Linked DNA regions of Mus musculus: region 2 is linked to region 1. The links are chromatin loops, found by intact Hi-C in ENCODE. Cell type or tissue: left cerebral cortex. All regions are shown on one strand. Each heading gives the region's core, and the rest is flanking DNA. Links, peaks and the distances in the headings are about the cores only.

The links. Peaks named below come from ENCODE experiments on the same cell type or tissue, not always from the same donor. Only the 100,000 strongest peaks of a DNase experiment are listed, where the experiment ranks them.
Region 2: it touches region 1 in a loop (2.3-fold over the local background); 2 of 42 quality-filtered maps call a loop at or near these places.

The regions. Positions count from the first base shown.
Region 1 is chr6:94,033,733-94,045,767 of GRCm38, forward strand. All of the region lies in intron 1 of Magi1 (membrane associated guanylate kinase, WW and PDZ domain containing 1), which reads right to left. Among named protein-coding and RNA genes, the nearest start is that of Gm22840, 150 kb to the left of the region's middle. In left cerebral cortex, for the core only: CTCF peaks have their summits at 5,374 (motif pointing left) and 6,568 (motif pointing left); a DNase peak (open chromatin) is centred at 6,568.
Region 2 is chr6:93,907,344-93,919,378 of GRCm38, forward strand. The region is part of intron 2 of Magi1 (membrane associated guanylate kinase, WW and PDZ domain containing 1); the gene reads right to left. Among named protein-coding and RNA genes, the nearest start is that of Gm22840, 23 kb to the left of the region's middle. In left cerebral cortex, for the core only: a CTCF peak has its summit at 5,218; DNase peaks (open chromatin) are centred at 2,788, 4,993, 5,212, 5,682 and 1 more place; H3K4me3 peaks cover 2,761 bases; H3K27ac peaks cover 2,201 bases.

The DNA.
Region 1 (12,035 bases), core at 2,349-10,348:
GTGCCCAGCTCCCACCCCCTTATACAGGCAAACTGGATGCATAGCAAAGGTAGGCAAGGCTAAACAGACAAGACAGCAAAAAGTAGACAGAAGAATCTCATATTTTATTTTTGTCAAGGTAATGTGATAGTGTGTTGGTGCCTTGGACTTTGGGGTACTGCTTTAAGACTGGATGAGGGCACCGAAGCACTTTAATGGGGGTGACACTGGGGCTCTGACACAAGCAGTAACCAGTCAAATAAAGAGCTGTGCAAAGAGGTTCTTAACACCAGGCAGATGGAAAGTGAGGAAAGACCAGCGGAGTCCTGGCACCCTCTGAATGGTGAAGAGGGTTTATTTAACCCAGTGCTGGAGGCCCAGGGAGGTACAGACCATACAGGGTTGTCAAATGCACAGTAAGGCAGCTCTTCATCAGAGGGCGGCAGCTGCTGCTGCTGTGTCCATGCACTTGAGCCTCTCCGTGTGACATATCTCTGAATGTATACAGTGTGTGCATAAAAAAGAGGACCAGAGGCCAACATGGGTGTCTTCCTCTATTACTTTCTACCCTATTTTTTGAGAGCAGTTTCTCAAATGAACCTGAAGATTGTGACTGGCTGGCCAGCTAACCTCAGAAATCCTCCTCCTCTATCTCTGCCTCTCCAGAACCAGGGTCACTGCGGTTACAGGTATACAGCACTATACACGACTTAAAAAAAATTATTCTCATTTATCAAAGTGTCGTATATTCTTATTTTTTTATATTTAGAGAATTTCATATGTACAAGAACTATATTTACATCATTTTCATCTTCTCCAATATTCCCAACTTTTTCTCAAATTCATGGCCCCTTTTACTTTACTTATTATTGTCACACATGGGGACATATGCAAGCATGCGTGCACGCACACACACACGCATGTGCATTCATAAATACAACCTGTTGATTCTGTTTGATGTTACTTACATGTGTTTGCGTTTGGGGATGAGCACTTGGATCAGGTAACCTGTCAGGGGGCTCAGTGCTGGAGAAAACGGATTCTCCATTTCTCAGCAGCCATTAAAGTCCGGGAGCTTCTCCTCTGGGGGGTGGGGCCTTGTGAGATTTCCCCCATGTGCACCGGAATGACAACTTGTGTCATAGACTCTATCACCTGTGCAGCTGGCCATCACTGACTGAGCCACATCCCCAGGCCCACCATTGGAAAATGCCAGGATATGTTTTCTGCTGTGAGCACGGCTGCTGCTGCTGTGTGGGAAGAATTCCTACCTCACCACCCTAGTTCACGTCCTCAAGCCCAGCCTTCCTCAGAGAGGTAAGGACATGTTCAGGGCCATGTTTCTCCCAGAAACACACTGTTGGAAGAGGCACAGTCATCCCCTACCCTAGCCCCTCCACCCCCACCCCCACCCCCAAAAGAGGAAACCTTTGCCTTAGTATTATTTTGCCTCAGGCAGCATTATTCTTTAACAAACTTCTTTTGAATGTGGAAACAAGAGCTCAAGCAGAAAGCCTTTCAATCACACAAGTGCTGTTCTTCCAGGAGGGCTCCAGCATGTACTGAAGTCAATTCGTTTTTAAACAGTAAGCCTCTACCTTGACTGCTAATCAATATCCCATGACATCTCCTCACAAAACGGTAACATATGTAATACTCTTAGGAATAAAAAGGTGTGAAATATACTACAATCTAATTAACTCTGACCAAATTAAAACTAATTTTGTAAAAGTTTATAACTGTAAAGGTCTGAGTCTTCATTCAGTAAGAAAACTCTGCTTTAGAAATTAGAAAGTAACAAAAAACAAAACAAAACAAAACACCCAGAATGAGACAGTAATTACTCCAGCAAATGCCATGTAGAAATGAATTTACATAGTGCCAGACTCTAACTATTGTTAACAGAGTTACTATAAAAGTATCAGGCTGGGTAAAGCCCTGTGGCATGCTATCTACTAACATGCTGAGTGTAACACTGGACACGGCGGACAACTACAGTGTAGGCTTAACTCCCTGAAATGGTAAGGAAACTAAACTCTAACCTGAGGCTTAGAAACTCAACTAATAAAGAGACAAATGCTTGCCAACGCTGATTTATTTAACGTTCTAGTTACTACCCAGTAAAGAGGAGTTCCTTAAGGAAATTCGTTTGTCATCCTTGGGACCACTTATAAAGTTTACGATCACGAACAAACGAGACTCTAAGGACCAACGAAATGACTCTGGGGTAAAAGTGATAGCTCAGCAACCATGAGGACCTGAGTTCAGATCCAGCACCAACGATGAACTCCAGACTCTGAGAAACCCTATCTCAAAAATCAAGGTGGAGAGCAATTGAAGACAGCACTGGGACAAGACCCTCTGGCCTGCAAGCAAGCAAGCAAGCAAACACACACATACACACACACACACACACACACACACACACACACACACACACACACACACACGTGCACAGGGCCTCCTGATCATTTCAGCCACTCTGAGAATACTCATAGTCTCCTGAGAGTCTCGGAGCCAGCCTGCTGTTCACATGGTACTATATGCAGTATAAAGCAGGGGAAACGGACACCACACTGCTGGAAGCTCAGAGGAAGGCAGCCCTGCTACCTCTGATGTTTGACTACACAAGAGGACTTCAGTATGATTTAATTAAACAAGATAGGCACCATTATTTTCTTTCTGTTACCACACACTTTCAGGCTCTGGTTCAATTAAAAATTAAAACTTAACCACATATATGTAGAGTTTAATTACATTTCTTCAACATCTGCCTCTCTTTTCAAGCCAAAAGAAAATAATGTTTATATAAAAAAGCAAGACTGAGGGAAAAAAAAATATGGCTGTCTTCTCATCTCTCTCAACTGGCTTTACCCTAACGGTATTTATGAACGAGAAAATTTGGGCTGAAAATAAGAGAATCCCTAAGAAACCGGGGCTTATTTATTTAAATAGTGAGAAGCTTGCGCGTTTTTGTTTGACTCCCACCCTGTTCTGCACCCCAGAGAGACAGAAGAGGGCGTGGTCTGGGGAGCTGACTCAGCTATTCAACAAGACTCTCTTTTCCACTCTGCTCTCCATCCTCAGCCTTCTACCTCATTCCCATAAGATGGTTTCTAGATCTGTACTTAAAGCGGGAAGCAGGAGAGAATGTTGACATGATTAATTTCTATAAGTATCTGACACTTTTATTCAGGAATGGACTCTCTTACCTACTTGTTTTGTTTTTTTTTTTTAATTGTATTTATTTACATTCCAGTAGTCGTTGCCCCTCCCCCTCAGCCCTCCCTCCCACAGCTCCTCATCACTTGCCTCTGAGAGGGTGCTTTCCCCCTCCTCCTACCCTGGGGCCTCAAGACTCAAGAATTAAGCACATCTTCTTCCACTGAGGCCTGTCCAGGCAGACTTCTGTTATTTTTGTGCCAGGGGCCTCGAACTGCCCTGTGTATGTTCCTGGTTGGTGTTTGGGTGTCTGGGAGCTCCCTGGGGTCTGGGTAAGTTGAGACTGTTGGCCTTCTTATGGGGTTGCCCTGCCCTTTAGCTTCTTCAGTCCTTCCCCTACTTCAAACATAGGGGTCCTGACTTCAGTTTAATGGTTAGGTCTCTTCTCAATGTCAATGGCAAAAGGTTGGTCACATGCACACCTCTAAGCCAATCATATTTTTGTTGTTGCTTATTATTGTTTTGTTTTGCATGTATAAAAAAATCCCAGTGAAGGCAGAGAACCAGAAGGTAATATCTGTAATCTTCTGAATTGATTTCCACCTTGTTCACTGACCAACAGATTTCCAAGTGAACCCAAAGCTCACTGGTATGACTAGTCTAGCTAGCCATCTTGCTCTGTACATCTTCTGTCTTCACGTTCTGAGAACTGGAATTACAAGTGGGCCAACACGCTCACCCAGCATTCATACATTTACACAGGTGCTGGGGATTCGAACTAGGGTCGTACACATGCAGAAGAGGCGATTCAATCACTGAGCCAGTCCCAGGTCTTGTTTGTTGTTGGTTTTCTCATTTTTTGTTTTTAAAATAGGGTCTTATAGGTTTATGTAGCTGGAGATGACCTTGAACTTCTCCTTTTCCCAATTCCATCTCCTGACTTTTGGGATGACAGGTATGTTCCACCAAACTCAATTTATGGGTACTGAGGATTTAAGCCAGAGAAAACATTCTACCAACTGAGTGACATCCCCAGACCCTAGACACTTGAAAGAGAATAGGAGGCTATTCTGTCTTAGAACAACTGTGATTCAGCAGAGATAACTGGAGGCATACCTGCTTTGCTAAAATGAAGTGCTAAGATGAACTGTTCTGACGAAAGTCTGAGTTCTGTGAGTAGGAACAACAGGGAAACCAGGACCAAGAGCGGAAAGATCTGTGAATAACAAATGATTGCCTAAAAAAGAAAGACTGGCCCCCAATGGAGGAGCTAGAGAAAGTACCCAAGGAGCTAAAGGGGTCTGCAACCCTATAGGTAGAACAACAATATGAACAAACCAGTACCCCCCAGAGCTCGTGTCTCTAGCTGCATATGTATTAGAAGATGGCCTATTCATTCGGCCATCAGTGGAAAGAGAGGCCCATTGGTCTTGCAAACTTTAGATGCTTCAGTACAGAGGAACGCCAGGGCCAAGAAGTGGGAGTGGGTAGGTAGGGGTAGGGGAGGAGGGTATGGGGGACTTTTGGGATAGCATTGGAAATGTAAATGAGGAAAATACCTAATAAAAATTTAAAAAAAAAAAAGAAAAAAGAGACTGTGGCTGGAGAGTTGGCTCCGTGGTTAAGAGCACTCATTGTTCTTGCAGAGGACACAGGTGTCATTCCCAGTTCCCACATGGAGGTTGTGCTGGGAATTCAATCCCAACCATCCATAACTCCAGCTCCGAGAGATCCAATGCTGTCTTCTGACCTCTAAGAGCACCAGCCACACACACACACGCACAGAAATACATGCAAGCAAAACACTCAAAACATAAAATTTAAATATTAAGTTTTAAAGAATAAAAATCATAGCATATATTGCTTTTTTTTTCTTGTCTGATATGTGGAGAAGTGACAAAATATCACCTCCACTCTAAAGCCATATGAACTCATTGTCAATGAAAAGAAGGAAGATCAATCATGCCATCTCTGGAAATACTGTCTGGCTGCAAACTTAGGAACTGGGTATTAAAATGGTAACCAGAATTACAGGGCATTTCTTCAAGTTACCCTTGAAAAAGTCTTAAACATATATTGAAGATGGATAACCAAGGGGCTGGAGAGACAGGTCAACAGTTAAGCGTACTGAATGTTCTTCCAGAGGATCTCCGTTCATCAATTCTCCACACCCACTATGGTAGCTTACAACTTCTGTAACTCCAGTCCTTGGAGATCTACTGCCCTCTGCTGGCCAAATGGGGCACTATATGCACATGGTGCATAAACATACAATCAGACAAACATACATATGAAATAAATATAAACAGAAGCCCAAAAAAAGTTTAAAAGACGTATAACTAATAATTCTAGGATTTCATGAGTGGTATAAGAGGAAGAATCTAGAATCACTTGCAAAACTGAATCCCTGACATCAGAAAATTGTAACTCTGGAGAAAGTGATCCACCCTTACCCCCTACACAAGTAAATTGCACCCTATAGTTAAAACCATCATGTGATCAAACTCAATTACAAATGGCTAAAGTGGAAGTCAACACCATATAAATAAGTTCCATTATCATACATTTATTAATAATTTTTAGGGCTTTAAATTCTTTTATTTCTTAAAATTCCGTCATTTTGGGCCAGGTGAAGTAGTGCATACTTTTAATCCAGCACTTGGAGGCAGAGGCAGGTGGATGTCTGTGAGTCCAAGGCCATGATACAGAGGCTGAGACAAAGAAGAGCATTAAATGCCCACAGCAGTCAGACTGGAACATAAGGAATGGGCCACTCCATTCTTAAACAGTTTAAAAGCACACAGGTGAATCACCCTGTACACTTCAGAAAGTAACAAATCCAATACTGTGGAGGTAATTATTTCTTGTTCAGATAATTAATTAAAATATCAAGATATTAATAATTAAAATATTAAGATATTAAAAAGCCACACTTAAAGAATCCTAGGTTATGTGAACCCCATACCCCCCACCACCTCATATCACTTTCTGGTAGGAAAAAAATCCACTTAAATAAAGTTACATTTAGGGATGTTTAGGAATAAAATTAATTCAGTCTTGGTCTAAAAAGGAAGCAGTCATAAAACCTCAGAGAGACAAGACAGCAAACTCCAGATTCCCTTCACAATATTTGTGTACCCAGACCATAGCCCTTCGGCTGTGCATTTAGCCGTCAATCAAAAGACATGTGCATACTCTGATTCAAGACATAAGCTCCTGCAAACTACACATTCTTCACATTGATTCCTGCAGATACTGATAAAGAAAATAAAGCCCGAGAATACACCTTCCATCCTTCCCCACTTTCCCCACAAGCTCCTTGTACTCTCTCAGGAGTTACAGTGGGAGAAAAAGGAAAAGGAAACTTTCTGAATTTTCCAACAGCCCCTCTGCCCCAGACACTCTATCAGCAAGCTGCTCTCTACTGCCCTCTAGAGGGCCCTGTTTTTTTTTTACAGCACAAAAAGAAAAGGCTTTGCACAAGAATGGAAGTAAAATGAATGTTTACTGAGGCTTATGGTTCTATCTTTGCTTAGCATAAAGAAATTCCTCAAGCATCTTGCTAGGAGATTCTATTCCACACTTAAGTACTAATAACCCATACTCCCGCACCCCCCCCCCCAGCAAGGTCTGGCCCACTCCCTGGGGTTTACATATCTACTAACTGAACACAGCATAGAAAGATTGTCTTTAACTTAAATAAAATTATGTGCCTGTGCTTCTTAATTCATTGACCAGAAACTGCAGTAAGAGACATGATTTCCAAGATATTAGGAAATGAAGGGAACCAGATCTAAGTTCTTGGTAACTGATTACGTATGTCCCAATTTGTCGTATTATTGTAGCGACCATATGCACGCATCTGTGTATGTTTGTAAGATAAGCTAGAAAAATAATTTTTATATGGAGACTATGTTTTCAATGACACATGATTTCAAACAATGGGAAGGAAGAAGCCACGCCAACCTATTCAATGCATTCACTCCAGCAGACATGTCTACTATAATATCATCTGGAGCAAAGGCAATCCCAGAGAGAAACACAAGAAAACCTCATTCATCTCTCCTACAATGAGATTCATCCTATCAAAACCCATCTGGCGGGGACGGACAGACGCGGCAGCTGTGGTAATTTGAAGACTGCTTAACTCTTCAACCAGTCCCTTTCCTGGGTGTTTCATCTTAATTCTGAAACAAACAAGTGGCTTTACGTGGCATATTAAAGCATAAATAAATCTCCACGGTAGCCTGGGCTGCTTCATCCTCTGCCTGTTCAGTCTGGAAGTGTGGGAAATAGTACAAACTGGACATTCCCAAGTAAGGGATGGAGACAAAGAGACCACCTTCCCCTGTTTGTAGGGGACCACTTAACTTTCTCCTAGGAAGGACCGACAGCCAGATTAATACAGCAGTTCAGGGCCTGATCCCAGCTGTTCCTTTTCCCCAATTCTGGGTCTGATTTAAACTTCAATTTTCTCTTCCTATTGCTCCAATGGCCCTCCTTAGGTCCATTTATCTTTTCCAGGAACAAGGATAGGCCCTCAGTTTGCTTTCTCCACAGCTGATAGGACAAGGAGCAGGGACCAGGCTCAGCAGAGCAGGGCAGTGGGCCAGGTGCCTGTGCATTTTCATATTCAGGTTAAATACACTGTCTCATCCACGCCGCCTTTACTCCCAGGAGTCACAGGACACTCCATCCTTTTTCCAATTCAATGTGACCAACCACTGAAGATTCCCAAAGGAAGCAGAACTCCTAAGTATAAGAACAGGCCCGATCCCCTTGAACATATGCAAATATTTAGTGGAAATTTCCAGGTGGGCTATATCTAGTATTCTGGAAAAGGAAAACAAAAAGTATCCTTCTGATCATTACAATTCATACAAATGTACTGGTGAGGGGTGTGTGTGTGTGTGTGTTGTGTTGGTTCGCATGTGTATACGGGTGTGTATACACGTTTGAACATGCAGGTAGAGGCCACTGTTTAACAGCCAGTGTTCTAGTCAATTATTCTACACTTTAATTTTTATTTGTTATTTATTTTAATTTTATGTGCATTGCTGTTTGGCCAGCATACATGTCTGTGTGAAGTTGTTGGATTCCCTGGAACTGGAGTTATGGACAGCTGTGAGCTGCCATACTGGTGCCTGAGATTGAACCCAGGTCGTCTGGGAGAGCATCCAATGAATGCTCTTAACCACTGAGCATCTCTCCATCCCTTTATTTTTAATAGACTCTCACTGAGTCTGGACCTCACCTATTGTGCTGGAGAGGGTGCTCCAAGGATTATAGCATGCCCAACTCCCTGGCTCCAGCATCACACTCACATCTCCGTACCCAGCAACTGTGGGGATCCAAACTCAAGACTTCATGCTTGAATGGCAAGCACTTCACCAACGAAGCCGTCTCCCCAGACCTTTTCAGGATGGTTTTTAAAGCACATATATTTTGATACAAAGAAGATTCTTTAAAATATGCCCAGGAATATTTCAATAATGTATTACTAAAAGAGACACAAAACTAAATTTAAAGACCTGCGGTGTACTCCAATTTCCACATATTTTTCATCAGATCCTTCTTACTGGGTTGTGTTAGAATCCTATCCTTTAATTTCTCCCTCAAAAATGAAAGGGGCCATGCAGAGTGTTTTTGTCTAAAAAATTCCATTTCCAGTTTCTATATTGTTGTCGTCTGTTTTAATAATAGACAGACAGGATCTATGTATTATCTGGGTTTCTAACTTTTAGAGTGGGTACAGCCTGCTCTACGAAGCACATGTACAAGGAAACTTTTCTTTCTTCAAAACCAGGAAGGCGCATCCACGAGCTGAGGACCTGAAGCACCTGGTCTAACCATCCCACTCCCCCTCAGGACTGCTCGCTGCCTGTGGCTTCAGGTCCTGTGGTTCATCTGCAGGGAAGGAGGGAGAATTGAAGAAGGATAACAAGCCTCAAATCAGGAAATCCAGATAAAATGTGTCAAATTAGAAACAAGGAACAGAGCTCATTAGCCTGCTTGTCAACACTGCCACAGCTACACTCGGTCAGGGGGGAGGGAACTGGTGAAGGTGAAATCTGAGGTGCCATTTAGAAAGGTGGAAAGATGCACAGACACACATCATTAGCCCATGATCCATTAACCTCCTCAGGTCTCTTAAAATTAGACTGCGCACATCCTTACAACTCTCCAATATGCAAGTAAACAGCATAAGCAATCAACATTCTCAAAAAACTCCTGGCAACACCCCACCCCCCTTGCGTGGTGCTTTAGGCCACCATTTTGCACAGCAGCACTCAAGAGTTTACATCACAGGCTTCCCTGCAAAAATTGTATAGACAGCCTCGGAGAAGACGGAGAAAGGCTTTTACACGATAGCTTATTCAAAGAGTAGTCACTAAGTTCACACAAGTTCTCCCCCACAGACACGACCACATACCGAGAAAAATAAATACCAATCCACAGTCACGTATCTGTGAGGACATGCCTCGAATCAGCTTCTCCTGGAGGTGACTGTTTAGGCGTGTGATAGCAGGGTTCGTAAGAATGTTGACAATGTTTTCTGGGAGCTAGATGTGGTGCAAGGTGCATTGCACACATACATCCCTCTCTCCAATCCTGCAGGCTTTGCCAGGAGCTTCCTACAATGTCTATCCCAATGCATGTTGATTGGAAACTAGTCCTGAGAGCTGTTAATGGGCGTGTCCAAAGGTCACATCCACAGAGAGCTGAGAAGGCTTGGGTATGAATCCAGGAGGCCCTAATCCAAACCCTGCATCTAATTACCATGTTCATTACTGGGGAAGTATTTCTAAGGCAAAGGAGTCCTATTACTCTGGAGCATTTCCAGGGTCTCAGGAAGGACGCTGAGTCGGGAGGGAGACGAGAAGGCAGAGGTAATTGCTATGGATTAGTCTGCAGCAATTCCGAAGCAGTTCTCAGCTAGGACCAACACACGTTTTGTGAACTTAAGCTTCTGTAAAACCACCGTTCTTAAACTACTAAAATTAGGCCATGAAAAAACAAAAAGACTTTACTGATGTGAACATCTTAGGAAGACACTGATGAGAAAAACCCAGTTGCAAATGCATTGTGCGTGCCTCCTGCTAGACACCATCTCCCAAGCGTTTCCTTTCCTCATCTAAATTGCTTAATCTCTCCAAAGGGTTTCAGATTTATTGCTTCTGTGGTGAGGAAGAAGATGTCAGAGGAATCTTTGGAGGAAAAGATAAAATTAATAGCAGCTAGACAATTTCCTCTTTTAAAAATCGTGTTGTTGTTATTGTTGAGGTACGCACATGCTACAGTGGAGGTCAGAGGACAGTGCTGTGCAGCCCGTTCCTTCCTTGACCTTTGCATAGTTTCTGGGGACTGAACTCAGGGCATCAGACGCATCTTTCCTGGCTAAGCCATTCGGCTGGCCCTTGCGCTATTTTTTACATGGACATTTTGGACCCCACTATGCAAGCAGGCTCAAAAACTAGTTAGAACCAGACAGACCTTGTACTCCTAACCAACTGTGGAGTCTACAGCTCTACCTAAGTGCAGAAGCCATTATCCTTGCTTCATTTATTAAGGTACATGCTGATGGGCACTCTTTATGATATAAAAAGCCCTCACCTTTGGCTCCTTTAGTTACTGCAACAATATTTAAAATTTACAAAAGAATTTAAAAACCGCAGGGGAGTGGTGGCGCATGCCTTTAATCCCAGCACTCAGGAGGCAGAGGCAGGCATATTTCTTAGTTTGAGGCCAACCTGGTCTACAGAGTGAGTTGCAGGACAGCCAAGGTTATACAGAGAAACCCAGTCTCAAAAAAAAAAAAAAAAAAAAACAGAAAAAAAAATTTAAAAACCTATGATGAGCTACAACAGGGAGAGCTTTGACAAGGACATATGGAAAAGATTCTGTGTAAGTGTGTGTGTGTGTGTGTGTGTGTGTGTGTGTGTGTGTGTGTGTGTGTCGGGTGGGGTATGTACACACAGTGAAACCAAAAGTTGACACCGGGTGCCTTCCACAGATGAGGTCACTGATTCACTGGATTGTAACCCAGGTACTTAAAGTTTGTGCAGTAATTACAGACTGAGCCATTTCTCCAGCTACAGAAAGGATTCCTTATAATCAGCATTTCTATATAGAACAAAATCAGTGGATTTAATGCCAGGGAAGACACCCCAAGATCATTCTTTGTTATACAAAACAATGCACAATATTCTATTTGGTGATGTCATTTTTTTTTAATAGGAAAACAGAAAACCTTCACCAAGGAGATTCAAAGTTTAGAACAGAAACACACATAAAGATTCTATCCAAGCTTGTTTAATGAGTTTATGGAAAGTCTTTTCTTTGGGCAGATGTGTGCCTATCCATTCCTTATAGTGATCCAATGACAAAGCAAAGAATGATTGCATCAAACTCCAACTTAAGGAACCGCTGAACTTACTGGGCTTACATACAGCACGTGGTGAGGGGTTATTCATAGCAGCACTAGAAAGGGGAAGCAGCCACACCACTGATCAGTCCCATCTCGGCATGGATGATGACATCGCCATAACTGCACAGATGGAGCCCTCCTTCAGTCACCCTACCATACTCTATGTATATTAGTGCTTCCCAAGACAATGAGGCCCCCTACAATTGGAGCAGAATTACACACAGTTGACCAGGAGGTGTGAGAGAACTACCAGAATCCCAAGTAAGTCCAGGAGGCCCCCTCACCCCCATCATCTATGGGGGAATGTCAGCAGCCAACCAGTTGATCTTGGGGGGTCACCTGCAAATGAACAGTCACAGCTGTTCTGATGCAGATAGCTGTTAACTTGAAGGATAGCATTCTATGACAAATGTTCATGACTTACTTCAACTTATTAATTCAGTAAAAATCTAGTAAGCTCATGGAC
Region 2 (12,035 bases), core at 2,091-10,090, 130 kb before region 1:
CTGTGGTGGTTTACACCTTTATCCCCAGCACTGGGGAGGCAGAAGCAGGTGGATATCCACGTTTGAGACCAACCTGTTCTACACAGCAAGTTCTAGGACAGCCAGGGCTATACAGAGAAACCCTGTCTTGAAAAATAAATAATACAAAAGAAACTCAGAGTGACTCTTCATCTCTCTTTTACCATCATCAACTCATTTACAAATAGAGCCCTGCCTTCTGCACACCTCTCCTCCAAGCAGAAGAAAGGGACATCTCCCTAGCCGTGCCCCGCCCCCACTCTTTCCATTCTTCTGTGGTGAGACTACCCAGGTCTGCCATCTAGTCAGCACCCTGCAATGGCTGCCACCCATTGTCAGTAGTGTGGTTGTGCCCTAAAATGCCAAGCACCATTTGTCCTGCAGTCAGAACTCTCTCCACAGTTCTGCCATCTTCTCTACTCCAGCCATTCTCTTGCTACTTCTCAGAAAGTGCACTTAGCACTTCTACTGTAGTATCTGTACTGGATGGTCCATCATCCACACATAATCCTTTCCCTCACTCTCTCACGTTTTATGTTTCCTTCCCTGTGGGGCCTAACCTGACACCTTAAAGACCATACTGCAAACCACAATGTACCCAATCCCCACGTTCCTGGACATACTCTCCTCCCCAGACCCCCACCACATCTGCACTGTTCTGCCTTCCAAATAACTGACCATTGCCCAACGCTCCTGACTATAGCACACATGAAGATCCCCATGCTGGATCTTTGTCCATCCGGTTGATCATAAATCTCCAGCACCCCAATGGTTCTCCGCACAGAGAAGTTGCAAACTCAGTATTTGCGCAATGTCTAAATCTTCCTTGTGAGCTGGCTTAAGCATGAAGCAGCCTGAAAACACAGATGATGACTAGAAAGCAGGAAGTCGGCAAACACGCGCCGACATGGAAAGTTACCCGGATGTGATTGATGGTAACACACAGAATTCATGGGTGAGACTAGTTCCTGTTTATCAACTGGGGATGGAAGAGGGACCCAAAGTCTTGGCATCAAATGAAATTAAACGCATTATACCACTCTATCCCACACCTCAGGACATGGGGTATTTGCTACCAATGGCAGGGATATTTTAATTATTGTCTTAAGATGTCAATTCCAAGTAGAATACAGTGGCGTTGACTAAATTCTGACTGCATATATTAATGTGGAACTTGAGAGCACATACACAAGCAGTCCTTTTGAAGTATGAGATTGAGATCAACTGGAAATTATATATTACATTTATCCTTGTGATTGACCTTATTTGTAAATAATCAAGTCTTTTATACCTTTTAGGAATAAACTTCACATAGGGAAAGTATTTTTCAATAATCATTTCTACCTTATCCTCTTTTCCTTACCTTGACTGGATTAAATCAACATGGGTTCTAACTCAAGCTTCAGAAGCTAAGGAAGACCTAGTCTTCTTTGCTATATTACAATCTTCAATATTCAAGGTCACAGAGTAGGCACCCACACACATGCTACTTTCAGTTGAGTATCGCCACTAGACAGAAATGTCAATAATGATGTAAAGGTCCACAAAGCCATAAAGAGAAGTAGCAAAGGTTTACATACACCCAGGTGCTAAGCATCATTAAAAAGAGCTAAATTTTTGCCGACTAGCCTCCCTTTCAGGGCCCTATCTATACTTAGTATTTCTAAAGCAACACTCTTTGGCATTGTTCCACAATTAATTAGAAAATTATGGCACTTACTCCTTTTAGGCAAGTTATTTCATATAGCTGTTGTCAAATTTGTAGGTTCACGTGGCTCTAATCTTACTGTGGAACAGAAATACACCCCACACAATAATTTAGCATCACCTTGAAGATCAGCTAAACTCTGAGCAGAAAGCTAAGTGCCTTTTTTTTTAATTTCATAAATATGGGATCCACTATCTAGTGTGCAGAAAGAACATGCATCTTTAAAAACAAGGGATCCTGTGCCCACCTTTCTCTACTTTTGAAGTGATTTTTCAAGTACTGGCAAAAGCAACAGCACTCTAGGACTCAGATCGAACTTCAAAATGACTGCTCAGGGTTCCTGGTGCATTCACTGCCCACATGGTTACTCCAGGCTTGGCACTCAGAACTAAGAGCCAGAAAGGAAAGCAGCAAACCCTCCACAAACAAAGAATTCCAGAGAATAGAAGTTTATCCAGAAGGACTTTTCCTCCTTTCCCATTCACATCAGGCAATCACGAACATTGAAGAGGTTTGAGTCTAGTGGGTCATTTTCAAGCCCGGGGTCTCTTTTTACTTTCATGTTTTTGGATCCTTTCAAACATCATATTAAATGTCAAACAACATTTTCCCATTGATTTTATGCCCGAATCTAATAGTCTGTTGAAACTTTAAAGGTGCCAATCTCCTTGGGGGAAAAAAAAAAAAAAAGAATCAAAATGAGTAACCAGAGGCCAAGACCTGTATAGGAAGAATAAACCAAGCCAAGCCAAACCAAACCAAATCAAACCAAACCAAACCAAGTATCTACATGGCATGGCACACAGTCATCAACTCAGCAGACCCTTGGAGCAAATGGAACAAGAGTCACTTTCATTAGTATAGACCCAGAGTCAGGTAAGTTGCCAAAGAGAATGGACACACTGCAGTACTTGGGAGGGACTGGTTAGCCATAATTCCCCCAGTTGTGGGCATTCCTGACACTGTGTAGATGTGCTGGAGACCAAAAATGGCAGAAACTGCTGAAGATCCAGAACAAGATATCTGGAGCATGTGTTCATAACACTTCAGAAGACCGGAAGCCAAGCAGAGGAGAGACCCTGTCACACAGGCTTCTGCTGCGTTCCCAAATCAGTGACTGGCATTGCTGCCTTCCTTCTCAGAAATGCTATGACAGTTTGTCTGGTGCCAGAGGGTGTCAGTATGACGGCGAGGATGTGCTTACATTCAAATATTTGGGGACTGATTATCAACATAATTCTTTAAAGGAGAAAATAAACAGGCTGTGGGAATAATGGTTACCAAATGAACTGGATTTTGCCTAAAAACTACGATTGCAAAGGGAAAAAAAAATTGTTTTTTGAATGGAGAGTTGTCCTCCACTCTGCTTTCTCTGGTATTCTCTCCTCTATAGTCATTATTACCTTGGGGAACTCTTTCCCATTTAGGGCTAAATCTACTCCCTGTGGAAAGGCTAAGAAGCTCACATTAGAAAAGACACACTGAGCTACATACTTTGCGGTACATGTATGTCATGAAACAGGCCATCTCCTTTGCTGTTTCCTTAACAGCTTTAAAGACACTGCCTAGGTGCCAAGAGAAAGTACAACTTTCTATTTGTTTATTCATTCTGGTAACTGGTACTAATACATCAGGGCTTGACTCTGTGAATATAAAGGTTTTCTTCTTTCTTCCTCTGCTTTCTCCCTTCTTACACTTCCATGTGCATGACAAGACTGAAGCGGAGTACGTTCCTGATGCACATCGGCTACAGCCATGATTTCTTTTGTACCAAATACTCATGGACTATGTATTATTTCATGTGTCAAAAGGCCCATCTACAGCGGTGTATCACAGAAACTGTCTCAGTGGTGAATACATCCACTGGATGGTTGCTCCAGTGGACACACCCTGGGTTGTACATGAAAACTCTAGTCTTCTAGGGAAAAGTTCTGTAACAAACACAACTGCCCCCTGCTTTCTGCTCAACAAGGACCAGCAGGTAAACCTCAAGCCTATTCAGTGAAAACAAAACCAAACCCACCACCACCATCACCACCACCACCAACAACAACAACCACAAAAACCAGGCCAATTTCACCTCTGTAGTAAAAACACAAGAGAGGCAGATACAGTATCAAACATTTTCTTCAAGGCATTGCCATAGAAACACAACTTGAAATTTGCAGCTTGAGAAACTACAGAGGGACGTGAAGAAGGAAGGCTCTAACGTTTGACTTGGTGGGGTCCAGAGGGGCTGGGGAGTCAAAGGTGGGCCTCAGCCACAATCCCTTCCTCCTGCTCCATCCTCTTTCCCCTACCCTACCCTCCCAGCCTCAGAGGGGAAAGAGGGCCAGGGGCAAAGGCAGCTCCTGTTCTCTCAGCTGAGGGATGGAGGAATCAAGACAGTGTTGATAGCATTAATCTGCTCAGGCTTTCAGCAGCAGGCAAACTCATAGACAAGTGGGGAGCTCGGCCTCGCTGACTAGGGGCTGTGCAAGTTCAATCATGAAAAGAATCTGAACATGTCCCCCCCCAAGGCAGGATTTGAAGTTCTGGTAAAACACCAGTTTTCAGAAGGCACTGGCCTCATGGGTGATACAATGAAAGCCTTTCTCAACCAAATCATTTCCCCCAGAACCAAAATGCAATGTTAGTGTATGTTAAAATGTGCATAGCTTTATACATATGTAATATATATGGATATATTGTATATAAACCCATGGTTAAATATTTTCAAAATAAGAGTCACACTCCCCTTCCTCTACAGACACTTTCAGTTTTCATCTGAACCTCCAATGAACACGTTTGAACCTTTTGAAAACACTGAATAGGTTCTGGTCAAGAGTAGTTAAAAACAAGCATGCCAGCAAACAACAAAGCCAGCGAGGGTTATCTGAGCAGTGCACAGTCCTAACTAAAAAGCCTCCTAAATGATTCTCACTGGATAGGCACCGTCAACTCTTGGAGAGAGAAAGGGCCTATTCCTAATCCGTACAAATAAACAACACAGACCCTCAAGCCATTTAGTTCGGACACAAATCCACTCCCTTTGTGTGGAAGGCCAACTCTGGGGATGAGACAGCCCCCTTGCACACTTCACTGCCCCCTGCTACTCGGTCAGACAGACTCCGAGTTTGAGAAGAGGGAAGAAGGTACACCCTCCTGTCTCTTTAAAGAAATAAAGATACCAGTCTTCCAGGATTGGTCCATTAAGAACCAGCCAGGGAGAACAACCTTCCAGCTCCCAAGCACTTACAAACCAGACTCCAGATTCCTCTATTTACTGATGCCCACAGACAAGCATACCTTACCTAGACAAGACAGTGTTCTCACAAACACATGTTAATCTCCAGGAAGCAAACCTAAGAAGCCTTCTGCATGTACATCCCCCCTTTAAAAGTGGGGGAGAGGAGAGAGGGATGGTGGTCCTTTTCCTCTTTATTTTCTGGAGAGCTTGTGAAGCTCTCTCAAAGTGCAAAGGCATTTGCCCACTACCGCCAGGAGAAGCAGTCGCTGTCTCCCCGCCTACTCCAGCCTGGGCGCCGGAACAATGCAGCAACATGCATTTACCAACACCTGCTGGAGCCTATTAATATGCACGGGGGCCTAAGGCTTTCCCCCTCCCCTTCCCCTGCCCTCCACACTGAGCAGGCTTTCATCTCCTCCTTTACCATCCATCAGGAACTCGTTTCGGTGGCCCCCCTCCCCCGCCCACCCCCAGTCCCCATTCAGCAAAGCCTGGGGGCCGCCCCTCGCTCTGGCTCCCCAAACCCAGGCTGACTAGCACACTTTGGAATGCACTTCATTAAAATTTAGCTGCCCGATTCCAACCTGCAATGCGGAGGAGGCAATACAAAGCGCACGCCACACTTCCTCCAGCATCCCCTTCAAAAGCCCCATTGTTCGCCAGGCATCTGCTCTGGAGCCCAGCCTCTCCCTACCCACTGACCTCTGATTTTTTTTTTTTTTCTCCCTTCCCTGCTTCTCCTCCCACCCTGCCCAGCCAAACGGGGCCTGCCTGCCCGTTGAATTAAAACGCAGCCTCAGCCATCTGGCCCTCCCAAGCTGGCCCACAGTCTCCCCTCCTCCCTGGTCCACACACCACACATGGCATCTTCACCTCCATGGATGTTCCCACAACCCAAGCGCAAACCTCCGGTGGCAGGCGCTCCGGTCACAGCCTGCCTGATCCCAGCCTTCTTCCAGTGGCCGAGCGTTCGAATCCAGAGGTGGGCAGGGGTTGGCCTGGGAAGATCATGGACTTGTACTTGCCTGCAAAAGCCCAGCCAATCGCCAAGATTAATCCTTCCTTTTGTGCGCCTGAAAGAGCCTCCCACCACGCTGGTCTTCGGCTCCGCAGCGGCTGTAAGGAGAGGCGGGGGTGGGGAGTGGGATCTGAACCCCTTCCTAAGCTAGCTAGGGGCTCCTTGGCCACCTGACCACTGAGTGGGTTTTCCAGGGCACAGGCTCTGGCTGGAGGAGCAGCTGATGTGCGAGAAGGGAGAGAAGATGCTCAAGCTTGCGCCTTTTATATCACTGGCGACATTTCTAACACATGACAACAATTTCCATCTGTATTTAAGCCGGGAGTGTGAAAAAAGCGCATTACATCACAGAGCCCGGGTTCTCAGAGGCTGCCGGATATCTAGGCCAGGGGGGATTAGGGCTGCACCTGTGAAGGGGGCGGGAGGGGGCGGGACCCAGCTAGCTCCCCTACCAGGACATGTCAAGTCCCCACCACCCGATTGGTCCTGGGGAGCTCTTGGCCAAGGAAAGGCGGGAAATCGGGTTGCCCCATTTGCTAAGGACTAGCAGCTGAGTGGACAGATGGGTGAGGGCTTGAGGGTATGGTAAGGAAAGGTGGGTGAGTCTCAAGAATGGGGACAAGAGCCTCCCAAGTCCCCTCGGCCTCTCTCCTAACTTTGAAAGAAATTTCATAGAAATAATTCTTATATTTGAAATAACTGTTTTCATGAAGTTAAAGATGATGGAGAAGCTGAGAATGAGACTTTGAAGGATTCCCCTTCAAGCAGCTGATTAGAAAAAAAAAATAAAATAAAGGTAGAATCCCATTTAGAACCAAACACTTGAGGTTTACCACCTCGTATTCAAACTTACTTTTTAGCGTGTGTCTGTGTGTGTCTTAGGCACGCACGCGCGCGCGCGCGCGCACACACACACACACACACACACACACACACACACACACACACAGATCTTTGTGAAGTGCCTTCTTCAGTCATTTCTGTAGATTAATTTTTGAGGCAGGGTCTACCACTAACCTGAAGTTCAATGTGAGTCCAGCTAGACTAACTAACTGGCCAGCAAGCCCCTTGGGGATGCCCTTATCTCTGCCTTCTAGGCACTGGGATTAAAACTGCATACTGCTGCAGCTGGCTTTGAAAGGGAGCCGGGGATCTCAGGTTCTCCTGCTTGTGCAGCAAACCCTTTACTAAGTCATCTCCCTACCCCTCAAACTCAGGGCTTTGATCCCAGCCCTATGCCCAGGTCAGCATCCTCACCTCAGCTCCAGGAGTGGGAAACAGTGCTGTAAGACTTCTGGAGAGTAAACATTCCCTATTGGCAGTGGCCACACTACAGGGCTTGCCTTTGACCCACCACCTGTATTTCCCCAGCTCCACGGTCACATGTAAGGGACTGTCGAGAATTAAGTACTAAAGAATGGACAGGAGACAAGGGAATCTAAAACTTTCAGATGAACAATGATGGGGAACCATAGATGGAGAGGTCCAAAGCCAACAGAGAGCAAAGCATTTGAAAGCTGGGGGAGAGAAAGGTTTAGAGGGCAGTCTACAGGTCAGATAACTAGAAAACAGAACTTTCCCTAGGACACAGGATCAACTACATGTCAGAGCAGATGAAAAAAATTTACTAAGCAGGAACCTGTCGCTGTGCATTGGGAAATGTGATCTTTTGTTCCTTGAACAATCCAAGGCATGACAAGATTTCACTGCTTTTTTGTTTTCCAGCCAGGGTTTCTCTGTGCAGCTTATGCTTTGGCCACCATGGCAGGCTCAAGTCTGCATTTCTAGCACTCCTCTTCCTATGGGCACTTAGAGTTCTAAGACTCCACACTGGAGTGTGCCCCAAGTCCATCTCTCCTTGTTCTGCTTTTGAGCATCTGTGAACTGTGCTAAGAACTTTTTGTACATTATTCTCACATGATAATAGTCATTGTTGTGTGTATGAATGGATGAGTTCACATGTGTGCACATGTATGTGTGTGCATGTGAGGCCACAAGTCAGTGTCAGGTGTCACCTTTATCACCATTTCTGTTAAAATTTTTACACATGGGAAAACAGATAAGCAAAGTTTCTCTATGGTCCATCCATAGGAAAAAGTGTTACTGTATATCATGCTGTTACTGTTCACTACAATCACTTACTAAGCATCTCTAGTAATTTTTGTTGTTTGGTTGCTTTTTGTTTGTTTATTTGTTTGTTTGTTTTTTGAGACAGGCTGCATAGCTCTGGCTGTCCTGGAACTCACTATATAGAAGAGGCTGACCTCAAATTCAATCTGCCAGAATAAGTGAGATGCTTTTGGGTTTGTTTGTTTGTTTTTTAAAGCTTCATTCCAGATTCCTGCCTACTGCATTGGCAGGTAAGGTCTTAGGAGCTGAATGCAAAGAATCAGTTTACATTTTCATTTTGAGGGAAATAATGAAGTTTAGCGAATCCTCTTCTTATCAACCTTGTACCTAATGTGTGTAAGCGCTGACATCACTCTCTGTCATCACACAGACAGGGATCACATAAAACTCTCGAAGGCCTTCAGCCACAATTTCACGCTGAAACTAAAATTTGTATTTTATTAGTTTTCCATAAGAAAATGGTTGTGCAGTACAAATTAAATTGCTCTGTTGAAATGAAGTGACATAGAGCCTGCACCAGAGGGAACAAAACTACTGAATGTCCTCTTCCTGAAATAAGGAAGGAACTTTCGAGCAGTCAGATTCATGGACAGCTTTCCAGTTTGCAAAAGAGTGAGAAAAGCAGACCTCATTTGGATGGAAAATATCCCTAACGATAACAATAATTTTGTAATCATATACTACTCCCTCCTACCTCCTCCCGATTTCCCTACCCACCCAGCTGAATAAGTGAATGAGAGAGACAGACAGACAGACAGACAGACAGACAGACAGGAAAATAAAAATGATTTTCAATTAGTGTAAGGCCAGGCTTCTCTATGTATAGAGAAATGCAAAGAGGCCATGGAAATCTGCTCAGGTTTTATCAGAGAGCACACTCTCAATTTCACAAATCCAGGCTCTCAGAGGTCAAATGGTCTCCAGCAAAAGTAAGGAAAGATGACCATAACCTGTCTTTAAAAAAAAAAATCATTCCTGAAACATATACAAGTTAAGAACCAATGACTCCTTCATTCATCACGGGCTATAATTCACTCATTACTATGTGATTTCTAGACCCAAGGGCCAGTCAGACAGGATCTTCAGTTCAAAGTAACAGGGAAGTGTAGTTCTACTACCAGCATTTTAACAAACCGAGAAAAGGCCAAAGGATTTAGTTCTGAACATCCCCAAAGCAAACTCTATGGCCATTTTAGAGTGCAGGTTGGTTTTAGGGTGGGGTCTGGCACCAAGCAAGTGCAGTAGCAACTCTGCCTCTTTCTCATGTGACTAATGGCAAACAGCTTGACCTGGCAACACCTCTACTTTCTCTCCTGCCCCATAAGGCAGGTGGGTATAATGACTAGGTAGGAGGATTCAGACCATGGTAAATGCCTGGTACAGAGAGTGCTATCTCTTTAATCACATTAGCTACCCTCTAGGCATTGATCTGCTATCTATGAATATGCCTTTTTTCAGGAGATAAGTAGTTTGAGATATTCGGTCTTACCCTATATCTCTAGATAGCTGGGAGTTCTCCATGTAAAACAAGCCAGCCTCTACTTTCTATGTGCTGGGACGATAGACTTGTACCACCATGCCAGGATTGGACTAGTGATCAGATCCCTCTGTTTTGGTGTATTATTTTAAGCCAGGCTCTCACTATATAGTACTCGCTGGCCTTGAACTCAATCACTGTCCACTTGCCTCAGCTTCGTGTCCTGGATTTTCAACTGGGCTTCACCATGCCCAGGTTCTGTATGTCCTTCCCTGAATTTACTGAGTACATACCAAGAACATAAGTAATGACACATAGAATTTGATACAACTCCCAGAAGAAAGCATTTTTATTCATCTTTATGATCCTCAGTTAGGCAATGATGCCAAAAGGGCACACACAGAAACTGGCACATTACAAAGTGAAGAATAATCCTACCAAGATAAGGAGAGAAGAATCACCTGGAATAGGAGGAAATATCTGTGAGTCATATCTGATGAAGAACTTACATACAAGTATGTGAAGGACTTCTACAACTAGTTAATACAAAGACAAACAGACCATTTAAAAATTAGTGAAGGATTTAAACAGACATTTGCCAATGATGATACACGGGTGACCAATAAACACATAAGAATGTGCTCAGTATAACTGGGTATCCCATCCGTAAACGTAAGTCACAACCAAGAGGAATCACTTGGTAGTTATGAAGACATCTCAAGGCAAAAGACAACTAAAAAGAGACAAAAGGGAGAACTCTCAAATAGTAATATAAACTGGAGCTGCCATTTTGGAGGATAATCAGGCCGCAAACCGTTTTTTTTTTTTTTTTTTTTTTTGTGATATGACAGAGCAATCCCATTTCATAGACAGTTGTTTAAGAGAAATGAGAATACATGCCAATATAAAAATGTATACATGAGTATTTGTGGTAGCATTATTCATCATTGTGAAAAAGAAGTAAACACTCAAAAGAACAAGTATTTGCTCGTAACTTACACATACCTTTCAAACACTGTAAGTCACCTCTGGGTCACTTATAATACACAAGAGTCATTAGTTACACTGTGATGCTTTGATAACACTGATAAGAATCAAAAAGTCATTAATACTCAAGATTGATACATCTACTGTGAGCTTAAAGGAGAATCTGAAGTTGCTTGAATTTATGGGTACAGAAAGGCTGGTATATACTAAAATGAGTAGTTTTTTGGTTTTTTGCTTGCTTTGTGTGTGTGTGTGTGTGTGTGTGTGTGTTTGGTTTTTGGGTTATTTAGACAGAGCTTCCCTGTTTTCTCTAGTGTCATAAAACTCACCATGTAGACTAGGCTCAGCTAATTCAGAGATCTGCCTGCCTCTCTGGGACTTAAGTCATGCACCACCACTGCCTGGCCATAAAATGAGTTTTAAGAAATGGGTAATACATTTCAATGAAGCCATTTTAAAAGGTACGATGTAAAAAAATAAATAATTAAGAAACTACAGGCAATAAGAAAAAAGAAGGAAGGGAGGAAGATGTTTGCTTGTTCTTTTCTGTGAAAGTATAAGAAAAAACTCTTTGGAAAACAAAATCATGAGAAGAGAAAGAAGAAATCATGACATTAGTTTCGAAAAGAGAAGGGAAAGTATTATAAGCAGAAAAACTTTATCTTGACGTGTAAGAGAATGTCATACATAACTCTATCAATTTGATAACCTAGACAGGTGTTACTTTCTGGGACAATATACTAGTGAAACTGTTTTAAGAAAAAGTGGAAGCAATATGTGGGGTTATGCCTAGTCATATTGCAACTTGATAAGTCGCATTTGGTCGAGGACTCTGGGAGGCCTGGACTTTTCTGAAGGGAAACAGAGTGGATCCTGCAGAGAGAGGAAGGGAAGGAGGGAGCTACAGTCCTGATGTAATATATGAAACAAAACAAAACAAACAACAACAAAACAAAACAAACAACAAAACAGTAGAAAACCAAAGGTGAGAAATGACTAAATAAAGTAGTTACAATGGAAGAGTGATAGTCTCCCCCCTGCCCCCAACTACTGAAACAAGCATGCAAGCACACAGGCCAGAATGTTTCACAGAAAGCTCTTACTCAACCATTAAAATAGAGGGTAGCATCCATTATATAATTCTTTGCTATGCATTATATGTCTTTTGTATATGCTCATACATATTATGGTTTATGCTGTTATCCCCCAAAGTCAACTGCTTAAATATTTGTTTGCTGACTGTGGGGCCACTGGGAGGCAAGGCAGACTTTAAAAAGTGTGGACTGGTAGGGAGTTAGGAGCATGCCCTATGGGTACTAGGGTCCTTGTGTTCTCCTCTTGCCCCTCTGCTTCTCAGCTATCACGAAGTAAAGAGATCTCTTCAACCACACCCTTCTGCTCTGGTGTCCTGCTACACTACAGGCCCCAAAGCAATGGGACCAAGCAACCACAGGCCAAAACTCTCTGA